Linked DNA regions of Homo sapiens: region 1 is linked to region 2. A link is an interaction called in ENCODE POLR2A ChIA-PET data of the cell type or tissue named here. Cell type or tissue: MCF 10A. All regions are shown on one strand.

Evidence for each region. ChIA-PET counts read pairs that join two places held together with the same protein. Peaks named below come from ENCODE experiments on the same cell type or tissue, not always from the same donor. Only the 100,000 strongest peaks of a DNase experiment are listed, where the experiment ranks them.
Region 1: POLR2A ChIA-PET joins it to region 2 with 5 read pairs; 2 of 35 experiments call an interaction of 5 or more read pairs at or near these places.

Annotation. Positions count from the first base shown.
Region 1 is chr5:168,179,666-168,183,665 of GRCh38, reverse strand. The region is part of intron 15 of TENM2 (teneurin transmembrane protein 2); the gene reads right to left. Among named protein-coding and RNA genes, the nearest start is that of MIR12125, 16 kb to the right of the region's middle. In MCF 10A, no CTCF peak of the experiment used is centred here; a DNase peak (open chromatin) is centred at 2,135.
Region 2 is chr5:167,741,923-167,745,922 of GRCh38, reverse strand. All of the region lies in intron 4 of TENM2 (teneurin transmembrane protein 2), which reads right to left. Among named protein-coding and RNA genes, the nearest start is that of TENM2-AS4, 84 kb to the right of the region's middle. In MCF 10A, no CTCF peak of the experiment used is centred here; a DNase peak (open chromatin) is centred at 2,032.

The DNA of each region.
Region 1 (4,000 bases), 440 kb before region 2:
ATAAAAAGGAGGGAAGAAGCAATAAGTTGGGGCAAGAAAGATGAAATCTGGTTGTTCGTGATGGAAATGAAGAAGGTGCAGGGGTCCTGGAGGGCACTTAATGCTGGCCAGCAAAGGCCAAAGGCTCCTGCTGAATTTGAGATAGAGATGGAAAGAGTTTCCTGAGTAAAAAGGGGGAACCATAGGATTGGTTTTGCCTTGGGAGTTAGTTTGTTTTGAGGTAAACTCCTGCAGGGCATGCCTAAGGTATGCAGCACCCCAGTCAAAGGGCATTTTTTTTTTTGTGCTGGGCCCCTGGCTATATAAACAATTTGAGTCACCCCAAATCAGCAGGTCAGCACCATTCTGGAAGCTTGGTTTGCAAAAGAGAGAGTCCTTTGGCCAGTGCTTGCTAGGCTGCCTGCTGGAACTGGGGCTGGCCGTTAGGCCTTAGGATATCCCATAGATGCAAATGCCAAAACAATTTGGGGCATCTTATTGACCCTACATGCACAGGAGTGGGGGTGAGGGGTGGCAGAGGGTCAAAGAGTACCCTGGGCCGGGGGCGGTGGCTCACGCCTGTAATCCCAGCACTTTGAGAAGCCGAGGCGGGTGGATCATGAGGTCAGGAGTTCAAGACCAGCCTGGCCAACATGGTGAAACCCCATCTCTATTAAAAACTACAAAAATTAGCCAGGCATGGTGGCGCGCACTTGTGGTTCTGGCTACTCGGGAGGCTGAGGCAGAAGAATCGCTTGAACGCGGGAGGCGGAGGTTGCAGTGAGGCCCAATTGCATCACTGCACTCCAGGCTGGGTGACAGGGTGAGACTCTGTCTCAAAAAAAAAAAAAAAAAAAAAAAGAGCACCCTGAAGGGGAGGAACAGGGATCAGGGCTCACGTGGGTCCTAGTCTGGACTGAGGTGCTCCTCCCAGTTAGCATTGCTGACTCTGGCCAGTCCCTGACACTTGGGGAGCAACTTAGAAAATTTCAAGGGAGTCATCCCAAAGCTCAGGGCCCGCTGAGATGCAATGCTTGGTCCCTGCCCTGCCCCATTTGCCCAGGGTGGTACTGGACTTTTGGCTCAGTTTGAAAAACAGCAAACAAACACGGGCTTTAGAATTAGAATGGTCTGGCTTTAAAACCTGGTCTATTATTTATCAGCTGTGTCATCTTGGGCACGTGACTGAATTCCTGTGGCTCAGTTTTCCAATCTATAGAATGGACTTAATAATGCTGACTGCACTGAAATGCACAGAGGTGCTCTAAGAAGGTGCGTGTGAAATGAGATGATGAATGTATAGCACTTAAGATGGAGGCAAAGCTCAATACATGAAGGTTATTCTTAATGATATTTCCTGCTCTCCACGAGAGAAAGGTACTGTTCCATTTGCATTTTACCCTACGCCTGCTGACAAGTTGGAAGTGAGGATAATTGAAAGTATTTGGGCTTGATGTAACTAAGAAGTGAAAGGAATAGGCAAGGCTGACTTGATTTAACCTGGCAATATGAGATTAGTTCTTCATTGCCTCTGTAAGGTCTCCTGCATTGCGAACCTTTTAAAGCAATAGATTGGCTGACAGGATGCTCGTTTGGAAGGTTTCACCTGCCATTAATACCCTGGCTGCCTGATGAACCGTCGCTCCTCAGGCATCCTCCTTCCCTGCACAGAGCAACGGCCATTCTCAAATATTGCAAGAAGTAAAACTGGGCTGGGTGCGGTGGCTCACGCCGGTAATCCCAGCAGTTCGGGCGGCTGAGGCAGGTGGATCACCTGAGGTCAGGAGTTCGAGACCAGCCTGACCAACATGATGAAACCCCGTCTCTACTAAAAATACAAAAATTAGCTGGGTGTGGTGGTGCACACCTGTAGTCCCAGCTATTTGGGAGGCTGAGGCAGAAGAATCGCTTGAACTCGGGAGGTGGAGGTTGCAGTGAGCTGAGATTGCATCACTCCACTTCAGCCTGGGTGACAAAGCGAGACTCTGTCTCAAAAAAAAAAAAAAAAAAAAAAAAAGAAGTAAAACTGTATTTGCACTCCTTCTGGAAGAAGACCTGTTGGAAGTTTTCCTCCTACTTCTTGCCAACTCTTTTGGTCAGACTCTGACTTCCAAGTCCAGAGATCGTTGTACCAAAGCACCTTCTGGCCTTTCTTATGACTTAGTCATGGAAGATGAATCATGTCTGACCAGAGATCTGGCAGAGAGGAGGCCCCAGTGAAAGCTGTTTGCTGGCTTTTCTACTCTTTAGGATGGATGTGGGAAAAAAAGCACGGGCTGCTTAAGAAAATCAAGGCTCTGCTACCAAAGGCAGAAATCTGATTCAGGTAAGGCCTCTCTTTAATAGACTGTACCTTGAAGCCACTGGGGGAAATGTTTGACAAGGGGATTATAGTGTTGTCCAGTTATTTTTAAAAAATGGTTCTTCACCAGCAACTAATGGACAAAAACCAAAAACAAATGCCATCAACAAAACCTTTTAAACCAATGCTTCTCAAATTCTAATGAGCATCACAATCACTCAGGGACCTTGTTAAAATGTAGATTCTCATCCCGTGTCCTAAGGTGGGGTTTGAGAGCCTGCATTATTTATGAGCTCCCAGGTGATGTCTATGTTGTTGCTCTGAGCACCGTATTTCCAGTGGCTAAGCTTTAAACCAGCGTTGCTGAAGGTGTGCTCCCTGACTACCTGCTCCGGTATGGTGTTAAGATGCCATCAACCCAGACGTACTGAATTCCTGAGACTAAATATTGGGAACCTGCATTTTTTTTTTTTTTAAATTTTAAGATGGAGTCTCACTTTTGTTGCCTAGGCTGGAGTGCAATGGTGCCATCTCAGCTCACTGCAACCTCTGCCTCCTGGGTTCAAGTGATTCTCCTGCCTTAGTCTCCTGAGTAGCTGGCATTACAGGCGCCCGCCACAATGCCCAGCTAATTTTTTTATTTTTATTTTTAGTAGAGACAGGGTTTCACCATGTTGGCCAGGCTGGTCTCGAACTCCTGACTTCAGGTGATTCACCCGCCTTGGCCTCCCAAAGTGCTGGGATGACAGGTGTGCACCACTGTGCCTGGCTGGGAATCTGCATTTTAAAGAAGATTCTCAAGAATGATTATTTTGCTCACTAAAGCTTGAGACCTCTGTTCTGAGTGACTGAGAAAAAGCCTTCAAATATCCACAGCAGTACAGCTGAGGGGCTACAACAGTTTTTCCAAACTCTGTCTCCTGCAGGATGTTAATACGCATTCCCTGAAACACAAAAGTGGAGGTGGGAGGGGAGGATCTGCCATCAAATGTAATTTGGGAGTCAGTTAAACGAAGTTAAACTTTACAGCAGGACTTCCTGGAGGCTTTGATATATGGATACACGTTATGAGTCTTTAATATTGTCATGGAGTACGCAGCATTTCCTGACCATGGACCCTTCTGGCTCCGAGCCTCTCCCTGCAATTGCATCTAGTGCCATGCACGTTGGAAAACAGTTCATGAGAACATAGGGCTCTAGGTTTGGGGGCTTTGTTCTTGGAAGGACCAGCCATACCTCCATCTACTCAATAGTCACAAGTGGCAGTCTCATCCTTGATTGACTTCCTATAAAGTGCAGGGCTTTTGGTGATCAGGCCCAACACAAACCACGTCGGTACTACTAGCATATCAGTTCAGAGCCCCTGTCCTCCAGCTCCCAGTGTCTCCCAAGGCCAGTGCATTTTAGAGTGGGGACCCTGTGCTAGGTGACAACATCCTGGCGTCAGCAAGACAATGGAACATTAATGGCAACCATGTCTAATGAGAACCAATGGTTGGTGCTCAGGAGGAGCTTCCTGGGTGCCTGGCACTGGGTTAGGTACTTTAAACGCATGCCTTTATTAAGACACCACCAGAATCCTGGGTGCTATTAACATCATTATTTACAGGTGAGAAATGGGAGACTTCGAGATTAAATAATTCACCTATGGTCACCCTGTTTTTAAGTGGTAGGACTGGGTTTTGGACCCTGTTTGCTGCACTCTGGAACGAAATCCTA
Region 2 (4,000 bases):
GAGCCCCAAATTGGAAACAATCCAAATGTCCATCAACTGCTGGATAAAGAAAACGTGGTAAACCTGTATCAGCAGAATACCATTCAGCAATAAAAAGAATGAACTACTGATACATGCTATGCATAGATGAACCTACAAACCATCATGTAATACATTATATAAGCCCATTGATAAGCAATGCCCAGAAACCTCACTTTTATAGAGACAAGAAAAGTAGATCAGTATTGGCTAGGACTGGGGGTAGAGTAGATTAACAGCAAATGGCCAGTAGGGAATTTTTGGATGATGAAAATATTCTAAAAGTGGAGGATGTTGTTGGTTGTTCAACTCCATAAATTTGCTGAAAATTGTGGAAAGCTAAAAATAGCTTCTAATGTGTGGATTTTATGGTATGTGAATTATACTTCAAAAAGCTATTTTTTAAAAAGTGTGTGAGAATACCGAGGGGAACTTCAGCAGTAAGAAATCTCCCTACATTTCATATTGAGAACAGTGTCTCAAGGCTTACGATGGAGCTCCACACCATAGCCAGCATGGAGACACTGGCTTCTTTGGGCAGAGATGGCAGAGCCAACATTCTCTGAGGCTCTTGGGAAATACATTGCTGTCTTCGCAGCACTTGCAACAAGCCAGAATTATAGAGGATGGTTGGAGCAGCCAATGTCCGCAGAAATGCGGGCCTGGACAACATTGCCTCCATCAGGGGTAGCCACCTGGACTATTTTTAAATAAGAAATTTTGGTACTTCACATTCCTGCGTTTTAGCCCTACTTTCCAATTCCATCTCATTGTAATGATTAACAGTCAATCCACCAATTTGAGAAGAATTCATATGACGTGCTGTTCTGATGAGCATCTATATAGGGGCTGTTGGTTGTTGCCTGTCTAGAAAGTTTATTCAAAGAGAGACAGGTGATGTTGATACTTGGTGCTCAGTGTCACATGGAGACAAAAAGATACCTGGAAGACCATGAGTCAGTCACAAACATACAAGTTCCCATAAAAGGGGAATAATTGACATATTAAAATCTATAGGTCCTAGGTCCTAGGAGGATACTAAACCCATCACGGTTTTTTTGTTTTGTTTTGTTTTGTTTTGTTTGTTTGTTTGTTTTGTTTTAGAGAGAGACAGACAGAAAGAAAGAACAGTGTCCACAATACATCAATTAAAACCTGCCATTTCCCCAAAGCTATCAGCTGCAGAGTGGCTGCCAGAAGTCCCCCTTCTCTGAGGGTGTCTTGAAAATGAGCACCTGGGGCGGCCAGAGCTATTAATAGGTGGAAGGAACGATATAAAATGTCACAATGCACCTTTCCAAATAAAAACGTGTCCAGACTTCTCCAGGAGAGAAGCAAGAGAGGAAAATGGCCCAAAGTACTTAAAAATCATTGCATTTTCCTTTTTCTGAACTCCTACTATATATTACAAGGGAGAACTTGTCACTTCTAAGGTGTCTGGCCTCTCTCACTGCAGTTCTGAAGAGTCCCATAACTCAGTCATGGCTAGGAGGGTCTTTTTGCTTCATTCTTTTCACAACAGGGGCCAGAGAGGCACTGTTCCTGTTCCAACAAGAGACTGTGTGGGTAAGAGATGTTGACTGTCATCAAGATACAGCAGTGAGGAAGGATGGGGATCTCCTGACGCTTTTTCTTCAACTGCCTGATGCCTAGTCCAGACAGGGAGGAGGAATTTGGGACCCTGAATCCGTAAGAGCTTAGTAAGTATACTCAGAATCTCCAAATATGCTTGGAGATAGATTTCAGGATAATCACCATGAATTTGTTGTTAGCATGATGATTTTGTAATAAGGCTGAATAAACAGATTCTGTGTCTGGAGAAAATAAGTTTTAGCTTCTGCTGGTTTCTAGAATTTAACCTTGAAATTCAAAAGCTGTGTGAGCACAGGCAAGCCACTTAACTGCTATAGACATGGGTTTCTCCAATTATAAAATAAGAGACTCCAGCATAATGATTATTCAAGCTCACTTCTAGTTTCATAATTCCTGGATTGTATCAATGAGGTAGGAATGTTGCCCCTGGAACAGATTCAAGAATGCTCTCAGTGAGGGGTAAGGTCAGTAGTCATCGCTTCAGTAGGGGCTGATTAAAAGATCTACTTTTTCTTCTTTCTTTTTCTTTTTAATAGCAAAGGTTTCTCTATTTCTCTCCAATCGAACTATCAAGCTTATAGTTGCTATAATTTAACTTTATTACTCTTTTGTCTTGTCAATAAGAACATAATAGTGTCCTTAAAGAAAATGACAGCTTTTTTCTTTCTCTTTGAGGTTTATTTCAAACAATTTTCTCTTTTCCTGATGAGGCTGAGCCGTGTTTGCCATTGCATATTGTGTTCTCTTAATGGGAAGGTTTTCAAACACAGGGAAGAAAAAGAAAAGACTGCTTTTTAAAAACTTATTTATTTATTTAATTGTTTGATAAGCCTTTTTGTCGGTTCGAATAGTTACCCTAAACATCATTTAAGAATCGTGGCCTCTTTGCAACGCAGTGCATTTTGAGAATGATGTCTCTTTTTGTCTTTCTAATGATGTCTTGCCCAGTCACTCAATGCGCTCACATTGCCCCTCCTTCTAAGGCCCTCAGTCCCCATGTTTTCCCTCTGCAAACAGTAGGGGCCAAGCAGCTTTAAAGCTTTTTGATCAGGTTTCATGCGGGGAGACATTATGCATTAACTGGCATATTGGAACTACCACTGAGGCACTATTAGTCAACAACTATTGGACTTTTACACTCTAGCCTCAGCTGCTCTCCAGTAAGTGTAGTCCCAGGTCTTATACTAAAAGACAAAAGACAACCATGTGTAGGTGTGTATGTTGTTTTGTTCGGTGTTGAGAGGAAGTCAAGGATTTGGATTATCGATATGGCGGCTCAGAATGGGTGGTTTGTTGTTGTTGTTGTTGTTGTTGTTGTTGTTGTTGTTGTTGTTTTTAAGACAAGGTCTCACTCTGTCACCCAGCACCCAGGCTGGAATGCAGTGGCATGATCATAGCTCACTGCAGCATCAAACCCCTGGGCTCAAGTTGTGCTTCTGCCTTAGCCTCCTGAGTAGCTGGGACTATAGGCACATGCTACCATGCCCAGCCAATTTTCTGTCTTTCTTTCTTTCTTTTTTTTTTTTTGGTAGAGATGGTAGGTAGGTTGCCCAGGCTGGTCTCAAACTCCTGGCCTCAAGTGATACTTCTGCTTCAGCCTACCAAAGCTTAGGCATCTTATATTCTAATGATCCAGATGGCAAATTTGAATGAATGGAACACAGATACTCAAATCTGCAAACATGAGTTCTTTTAGCCCAATGCCTCCTTCCCTTTTTCCTCTTCCCTAGTTTACTCAACAAAAGCTCTCTCTTAATTCCATTTTGTTTGAGAACGTTGATTGGTTTCTGATAGGAGCTGCTAACATACTAACCACATGGACATATACACAGCAAGAAAAAATGACAATATATTGGGTGAAGAACCTTAAAAATCAGGAAATACTATTTTTAGAATTAGTTTTCTGACTTTAAGCCTGTGAACTTCAGGGTTTTTTTTTTTTTAATTTATCTATGTAGAGGTTGGGTTAAATAATATGTGTGGTTCCATTCAAATTTAAATTCTGGGGTAAGCACTATAGGAATAAAAACAAAAGTTAAGGGGATAAAAATAAAAGTTAAGGGGATAGTGAGCTCCAAATATCTTGGCTGGAAAAGTGGGAATTATTGGGGGAATGTGGGAATTAGTTAAGAGTGAATATCAGATTATGAAAAGTTTCAAAAGCTCAGCATAAGAAAACTCTAGGCTTATGACAGAGTTAGTTTAGGTTCATGAAGATAAAGTAGAGCAATTAATTGCCACTTAGGATATTTCTTTTGGCAATAATCTGCAAGATACAGGTAGGAGGTTGTCTTTGAAGAAAGAGGGACTTGATATGACAAGGGATGGACTCTGGGTGTGGTGTGTACTCATTGTTCCTGCATCCAATCAAAACAGAAAAGGGTGGCTT